Regions from separate parts of the Homo sapiens genome. Here region 1 is linked to region 2. A link is a contact called in ENCODE Hi-C data. All regions are on one chromosome and are shown on one strand. The core of a region is the stretch at or near the end of the contact, and the rest is flanking DNA. Distances in the headings are between cores, read along the strand shown. Region 1 has its middle 70 kb from the start of FOXK1. Region 2 overlaps SDK1 (sidekick cell adhesion molecule 1).

Region 1 (3,836 bases), core at 138-2,637, 690 kb before region 2:
AGGTTCCCCAGAAGCAAACTCTGTGGTAAGGAATTGTGTGCAAGCCACGTAGGAATGCCGTGGTCCCGGGAGGTCTGGAAGGGAGTAGGAGGAGGGGACCCAGGAGCCAAGCCAGAGTAAGGTCCTTTGGCAAAATCCCCCTGGGGTGGCTTTGGCCCAATCCTGCAGGAAGGCACTGCAGCGTAAGTTATGCCCCAGGGTCTGTCCAGACTCAGGCAAAGGGAGCGGGGCTTTCACTTTCTGGAATCTGCTCGCCATTGGCTAAGAGCTGGCTGGGGGGACAGGAACCCCAGGCACCTCTCAATTTCTGCTTGCATAGGCAGAACAGCTCCACAGGGGCCGAGTGTGAGAGACAAAGCACCCGGGAGCAAGGGGAGGAGGAAAAGAGTCGTGAGATCTGCAGGGAGCTCAGATGGTCTCTGCACAGTCATTCTCACCGGCACTTGTGGACATCGAGTCTACGATAACTTCATAGTCTCTCCTGCCTGTGCTCAGGACTCCTCGATGTCTCCATTTCTGAACTGGTGGGGGGTTGGAGGGCTGCTCTTCCTGCTGGAATCATAAATCAACATTGTCAGGTGCCAACGTGATGATAAATTGTTGGATGATATGCTGATAACGCATAGCGTTTTCATTTCCTCGGAAAAACAAGGCCAAAGACACTTTCGAATTGCAAATGCCAGCCCCGTTACAGGGGCGGCTGCAAGGAAGGATTTCTGGTCAGCAGATATGGGAAGTCGGCCCGAGAACACAGGCAAAGGAAGTGGGTTTCCTCTGCAGGAATGCAAAGTCACCAACTCCAGGCAGTCCTGGAATGAACCTTACACCTAGAGGCGGCGATGCTTGAATGCGGTGGTTTTCTCTCCCTGCCCTCTTCCTTCTTTCTGTCTAACACACACATATGTAATTGTCTTTTGAGATGTGTATTGGAGTATAGCATGTAGACAGAAAAACGTGCAAAGCAGGACTGTGAAAGGATGAAAGTGAACTCACCCACGTGCCTACCGCTCAGGTCAAGAAACAGAACCTCCCTAGCCCCTTAGAACAGCAGTCCCTAAGCTTTTTGGAACCAGGGACCAGTTTCGTGGAAGATAATTTCTCCGTGGGCCCGGGTCGGGGAGATGGTTTTGAGATGATTCAAGCAGATTACATTTATTGTGCATTATATTTCTATTATTATTACATTATAACATAGAATGAAATAATTCTACAACTTTCATAATGTAGAATCAGTGGGAACCCTGAGCCTGTTTTCCTGCAACTAGAGGGTCCTGTCTGGGGGCGATGAGAGACAGTGGCAGATCATCAGGCATTAGATTCTCATAAGGAGCAAACAACCTAGATCCCTCGCATGCGCGGTTCACAATAGGGTTTGCGCAGTTGATCTGACAGGAGACGGAGCTCAGGCGGTAATGCGAGCGATGGGGAGTGGCTGTAAATACAGATGAAACTTCACCTTCCTGCCCGCTGCTCACTTCCTGCTGAACCTCCCGGTTCCTAACAGGCCAAGAAGTGGTACTGGTACCAGGAGTTGCCTTAGCACGTTCCCTTGTGTCTATTTTTTTTTTTTTGAGATGGAGTCTCACTCTATTGCCCAGTCTGGAGTGCCGTGGTATGATCTTGGCTCACTGCAGCCTCCACTTCCTGGGTTCAAGCGATTCTCTTGCCTCAGCCTCCTGCGTAGCTGGGATTACAGGCGTGTGTTACGATGCCCGGCTAATTTTTTTTTTTTTTTAATTTTTAGTAGAGACGGGGTTTTGCCACGTTGGCCAGGCTGGTCTCGAACTCCTGACTTGCCTCAACCTCTCAAAGTGCTGGGATTACAGGTGTGAGCCCCTGTGCCTGGCCCCTTGTGTCTCTTTTCAGCCACTACCCATTTACCTCTAAGGGAAACTGCTATCGCAACATCAAACACCAGAGATTAGCTTTGCCTGCTGTTTACGCTTTATGGAAACAAAATCACATGGGATGTTCTCTTCACTGACTTAAGGTGACTTTTATGAGATTTGTCCTCATATATTACTATGCATAGTAGCAGTTGGTGCGTTTGCACAGCGGAATATATTTCCCATGTGAATATAGCACAAGTTACCCTTTCCGTTACTGATGGACAGTGGAGCTCATTGCAGTGTGGGCCATTGCAGACAGTGTGCCTATGAATGGTCTGGAACATGTTTTGGGTACACCCGGTATGGGTGCTGCTGGATATACACCGAGTGGAATTGCTGGGTCATGAATGTTTGTATGTTCAACTTGATTAAGGGCTGCCGAAAAGTTCCGAATGGAGGTGTACCTACTTAACCTCTACCAGCAATGTAGGGACCCCGGTTCCTCTCCAACCTCACCAATGCTTGCTATTTGGAACTTCCATTTTTATAACTCAAAAGAGTAGGATCATTAATTTCAATACTCCCCACCTTCAGGGCTGCTGCTACGTTTACAAATTTTTTATTTTTTTTGAGACAGGGTCTTGCTCTGTTGTCCAGGCTGTAGTGCAGTGGCGTGATCATAGCTTACTGCAGCCTCCACCTCCTAGACTCAAGTGATTCTCCTGCCTCAGCCTTTCAAGTAGCAGGGACCACAGGTATGCAATACCATGCCTGGCTAATTTTTAAAATTTTTTTAGAGACAGGGTCTTACTATGTTGCCCAGGCTGGTCTTGAACTCCTGAGCTGAAGTGATCTTCCTTCCTCGTACTCCCAAAGTGCTGGGATTACAGGTGTGAGCCACCACACCTGGCCTGCTGTTAATTCTTGTAACACCTTTGTGTGGATTAAAGAAGGACAGATTATTCCAACTGCTGAACATTTTTGTGACGTGCCATGGAGCATGACATGTGACTGCCCTCTGCTGGAAAACTGGGGAAATTCTTAGTACAAATCTTAGATGCCTAAGAGGACACCTCTTAGGTGTGGTGCCCTTGGGCAGTGCACACTCTAGACGACCATGCATGGTGACCCTGGCTGTTCTCTACTCTTGTCAACACATACTGGAGGTAACGGCGAGGACTGCGGTGGAGGAAGCCCAGTGAAAGTTCACAAAATGGTGGTCCAGGGTTGAATCTGGCCTGCAGTTATGTTTTATTTGACTCACAGTGTTAACAAAAAATATTGGGCCAACATTTTAAAACTAGAGGATGGTGGTTGCCTAAAAACACAGAAAAATTGGCCGGGTGCCGTGGCTCACTCCTGTAATCCCAGCACTTTGGGAGGCCGAGGCGGGCAGATCACCAGAGGTCAGGAGTTCGAGACCTACCTCAACATGGAGAAACACCGTCTCTACTAAAAATACAAAATTAGCCGGGCGTGGTGGTGCATGCCTGTAATCCCAGCTACTCAGGAGGCTGAGGCAGGAGAATTGCTTGAACCTGGGAGGTGGAGGTTGCAGTGAGCCGAGACCGTGTCATTGGACTCCAGCCTGGGCAACAAGTAAGAAATTCCATCTCATAAAAAAAAAAGAAAAAAAAAAAAAAGAAAAATCAGAAAAACCAGAGGCAGAACTAAAGAAATTGGGCCGCCATCCCCAAATTTATATATGTATATAAAATATATATTTTATAATTTTAATTTTTTGAGACAGGGTCTTGCTCTGTCAGCCTGGAGTGTGGTGGCACGATCAGAGCTCACTGCAGCCTCAGCCTCCTGGGCTCAAGTGATTCTCCCACCTCAGCCTCCCAAGTGGCTGGGACTACAGGTGCACACCACCACACCCAGCTAATTCTTCTTCTTCTTCTTCCTTTTTTTTTTTTGAGACAGAGTCTCACTCTGTTACCCAGGCTGGAGTGCAGTGGTGCAATCTGGGCTCACTGCAACCTCTACTCCCGGGTTCAAGTGATT
Region 2 (3,527 bases), core at 107-2,606:
GCAAACTCCACAGAGGTCAGAATTCCGGGTAGGAGCAGCTTGAGGGCTGAGGTACAGGCTGGGCAAATCTGCAAATGCCTCGTGAAAGTGCACAGATGTTGCCATGAGGGGACTAAACGTGAACTTGGACCTGGCTCACCCTTGCTGTGGCTGGAAGCCCAGTGGTGAGCAAATAGGCACTTCCCAAACTTTGATGGCACCAACCTGGAGGACTTGTGAAGACACACATTCCCAGGCCCCATACCAGAGTTTCTGAGCTGGTGCCTCTGGACCGGGCATTTCTGGCAGGTACTCAGGGGATGCCCACACTGCCAGTCCCGGGCTCCATTGAGAGAACCTCTTGAGCACACTAAGTGCTGGTGAGAGAAGAGTAGAGCCCGGGCAACTTCTCGATTATTAAAACAAACAGGGAAAGGAATTCCTTTAGCCCCGTAACAAACCTCCCTTCATTCAATTGCAGTGAACTGTAGGCTCTCAATACAGCCTGCACATTCATTAATGTGGCAAAATAAAAGTGAAGTAGCCCTGATAATAAAGCTCATAATAAAAAAAAAAGTCCATAATAATGGGATCAATTTAAAGAACATAAAGAAATATCACCCTTATGAAACAGAACATTTAAGAAATTTCTGAATTACACTGCTTGAGATCAACCAGAGAATCTGAATCAAATAACTCATTGAGAGGAGTCAATAACACACTGTAAATATGAAAATGGAATCATCTGAGATCAGAAAAGACTACTTTCAGATGAGAATACAATTGCCAAAATTAACAATGCAACAGAAGCTCGAAAGAACAGACTGGATAGTGCATACAATCAAATCAGTGAACCTGGCTGGAATCAAGAGTTTTCTCCAGAATTCAAAGAAAATAGATTAAGTTAGCTATGATGAGGAAAAGATAAGCAAAATGGAAGATTGACCCAAAAGATCAAATATAAGCACAGTAGGAATTCCAGAAGGTGAATACACTGTAAGTGAAAGAAACACATTAATCAAATTAACAACGTGGAAAAACTTCCCCGACTTGGAAAAAGATTTGCATCTTCAAATAAAATGGACTTACTGAGAACCAGCAAAGGGAGCGCCCCACCACAGTTGCAGCCCAGTAAAACGTGCACGCTTTGTAAGCAAATCAAACTGACAAGAGTGCAGACAGATAAAACAACATATCAATCTAAAGAAAAGAAATGAAAATCCCAAAACTAGATTTCTTCTCTGGGACATTAAACACAATAACAGAATGAAGTAACATCTACGGAATGTTAATGAGATTACATTGTTTCAGAAATATTCTAAAGATGTCAGTCACTGGCCATACTCATTTCTCAAGGAGTCAGAGAGTTTTGTTCCATGTGACACCCAGTGGTATTCGGAGGAACATCTCACGACCAGCCCTGACTCAGCACTTACTGGTTTTCTTGCTGTAAGTAAATCCGGCACAGCCGATTTCAAGCTCCCAATATGACGTCAGTGAACTTGGAGCTGGGAGGAGGTGCCCAGGGTCAGCTCTCACTAGCTGGGGTAAGTGGGCTCCAGCACATCCCGACTGAATCCTGCTCCCAGCCCCCAGATCCATGGCTGCCCGAGCTTAGCTGGCCAGAACTCAGGACTGGTGGGAATCTGCCAATCAGACTCACCTTCTCCGGCGTCTTAACTAAAAGGCAGAGACTACCGTCAGCCACTGAAGCTGAGGGGCCATGACATAAAATTGAGTCTTATGGCAAAAGAAGTAAGCAAACCAGGCTGGTAAAGAAGAGAAGGGTGGCAGAGAGGCACAGAGGAGCATGGGTGAGAGGCCCTGCGGCTCCTGAGTAACAGGGGCTGGAATCCAGGGAGCTTCATTGCTTATTTACTTATTTTGGAGACAGGGCCTAACTCTGTTGCCCAGGCTGGAGTGCACTGGTGTGATCTCGGTTCACCACAGCCTTGACCTCCTGGGCTCAGGTGATCCTCCCACCTCAGCCTCCCAAGAAGCTGGGACCACAGGCACGCACCACCATGTCCACCTGATTTTTTTTATTTTTATAGAGATGGGGTCTGGTAATATTGCCCAGGCTGCTCTTGAGCTCCTGGGCTCAAGTGATCCTCCTGCCTCGGCCTCCCAAAGTGCTGGGATTACAGGCATGAGCCACCGTGCCTGGCCCGGGGAGTTTTAATTTCTAGTCTCTCAACAGGCCTGCAGGAATCAGCTTCTTGGCGCCTTTAGATTCCCTCATTTCCTTTTGTTCATAAAAATCCCCTCCCTCTACTTTTAAGCTGGAGCTAGCAAGTCTATAGAGAAGAGAGGTCTAGTTCTTATAGCTAAAGAGCTTAACTAGAACATCGTGTAACACAACAATTCCACTTCTGGGAATTTATTGTAAAGAAATAATGTTGATGTTTGCATATATGTAGCTACAAGAATATTTGCCATTCCGTCTAATGTGGTGAAAGCCAGGAACCAATCTAAATGTCCAATGATGGAGACAGGTTAATAAATTATGATACATTTGCTAAAAAAAGAAACTAGGCAGTTATTGAAAATGATAACATAGTTAATACTACAGAAATAATAAAATATGAAGTAAAAATGTTTACAAAACAGTGTGTGCTGTATGATCTCATTTTGCTAAAAAATGTATTTTTTATTTGTATGAGACATGAATGAAAATGTTCATAGCCACATGTCTGGGTTGTAGAATTATGAGTTACATATATGTCCTTTCTGTTTCTCTGTATTTTCTAATTTTTCTACATTTAACACTTATTGCTCATCTAATAAAAAAGAAAAATGAGCTCTGTGTTCCCATAGTACCTAGTTTATATCTCAACTCTAGGAATTGCAAACTTGATCTATAGTTTATCTGTTTCTATGTTGGCTTTCATTTGAGGGCAGGGGTGGTATTTAATCACTTGTGCCCCTCAGTGCCCGCTCCTGGCACAGAGAAGGGGCTCCAGTTGTTACCAAACGCCTTCTTCAGCACTCAATTGCGAGATCCATCTTCCCGTAAATAACCTCCGAGCAGTCACTTTATGTCCCATGCAATGCCATCTATTGTTATTTATCCTCCTCTTCACTCTCACTGCTCCCCCTCTGCATAGTCTCCCTTTACCCTGGGTCATCTTATCTGAGGCCATTAGAAATTAATCCTAAAACAGTCACTCCCGAATCTCCACCTGCAGCCCCAGCTTGCAGTTTAAGTGCCGCCTTGCCTCCGGATAGTTCCATCTTGGCAGCTAGAATGCAACGAATCCAAGCAGAACTTCTGTTTTGTCTTTTTTCCTGCCCTCCCACCTTAATCTGTTCCTTACATACTCCTGAGCTCTGAAAAGATCACCCTCACTCCTCTAGTCACTCCAGCTAGAAACACAGTCTTAGAAGCTACTCCCTGGCTCTTTCTCCCCGTAGATGACCATGTCATAAATCCCGCTGACCTTGACCTTGACCTTCCCCCCAGACTCCCAAGTATGTTCCCCTCTTACCACTCCTGTCTCAGTCCAAGGCCTAATGACATCTCACCTGCAAGACTGCAAATCTTTCCT

The links. A loop is a pair of places that touch in the nucleus more often than their neighbours do. Pooled maps may share reads with other maps.
Region 1: a map of posterior cingulate gyrus shows a loop between it and region 2 (3-fold over the local background). The contact joins two enhancer-like sites. A Hi-C loop is called at or near these places in 1 of 168 maps with a recorded cell type or tissue (posterior cingulate gyrus) and 3 of 50 pooled maps.

What each region holds. Positions count from the first base shown.
Region 1 is chr7:4,610,043-4,613,878 of GRCh38, reverse strand. No RefSeq gene overlaps it. Among named protein-coding and RNA genes, the nearest start is that of FOXK1, 70 kb to the left of the region's middle. Within about 2 kb of position 1,387, at least 15 of the 41 ENCODE cell types and tissues checked have a DNase peak (open chromatin) inside an H3K27ac peak, as active enhancers do.
Region 2 is chr7:3,920,305-3,923,831 of GRCh38, reverse strand. The region is part of intron 5 of SDK1 (sidekick cell adhesion molecule 1); the gene reads right to left. Among named protein-coding and RNA genes, the nearest start is that of SDK1-AS1, 570 kb to the right of the region's middle. Within about 2 kb of position 1,356, at least 5 of the 41 ENCODE cell types and tissues checked have a DNase peak (open chromatin) inside an H3K27ac peak, as active enhancers do.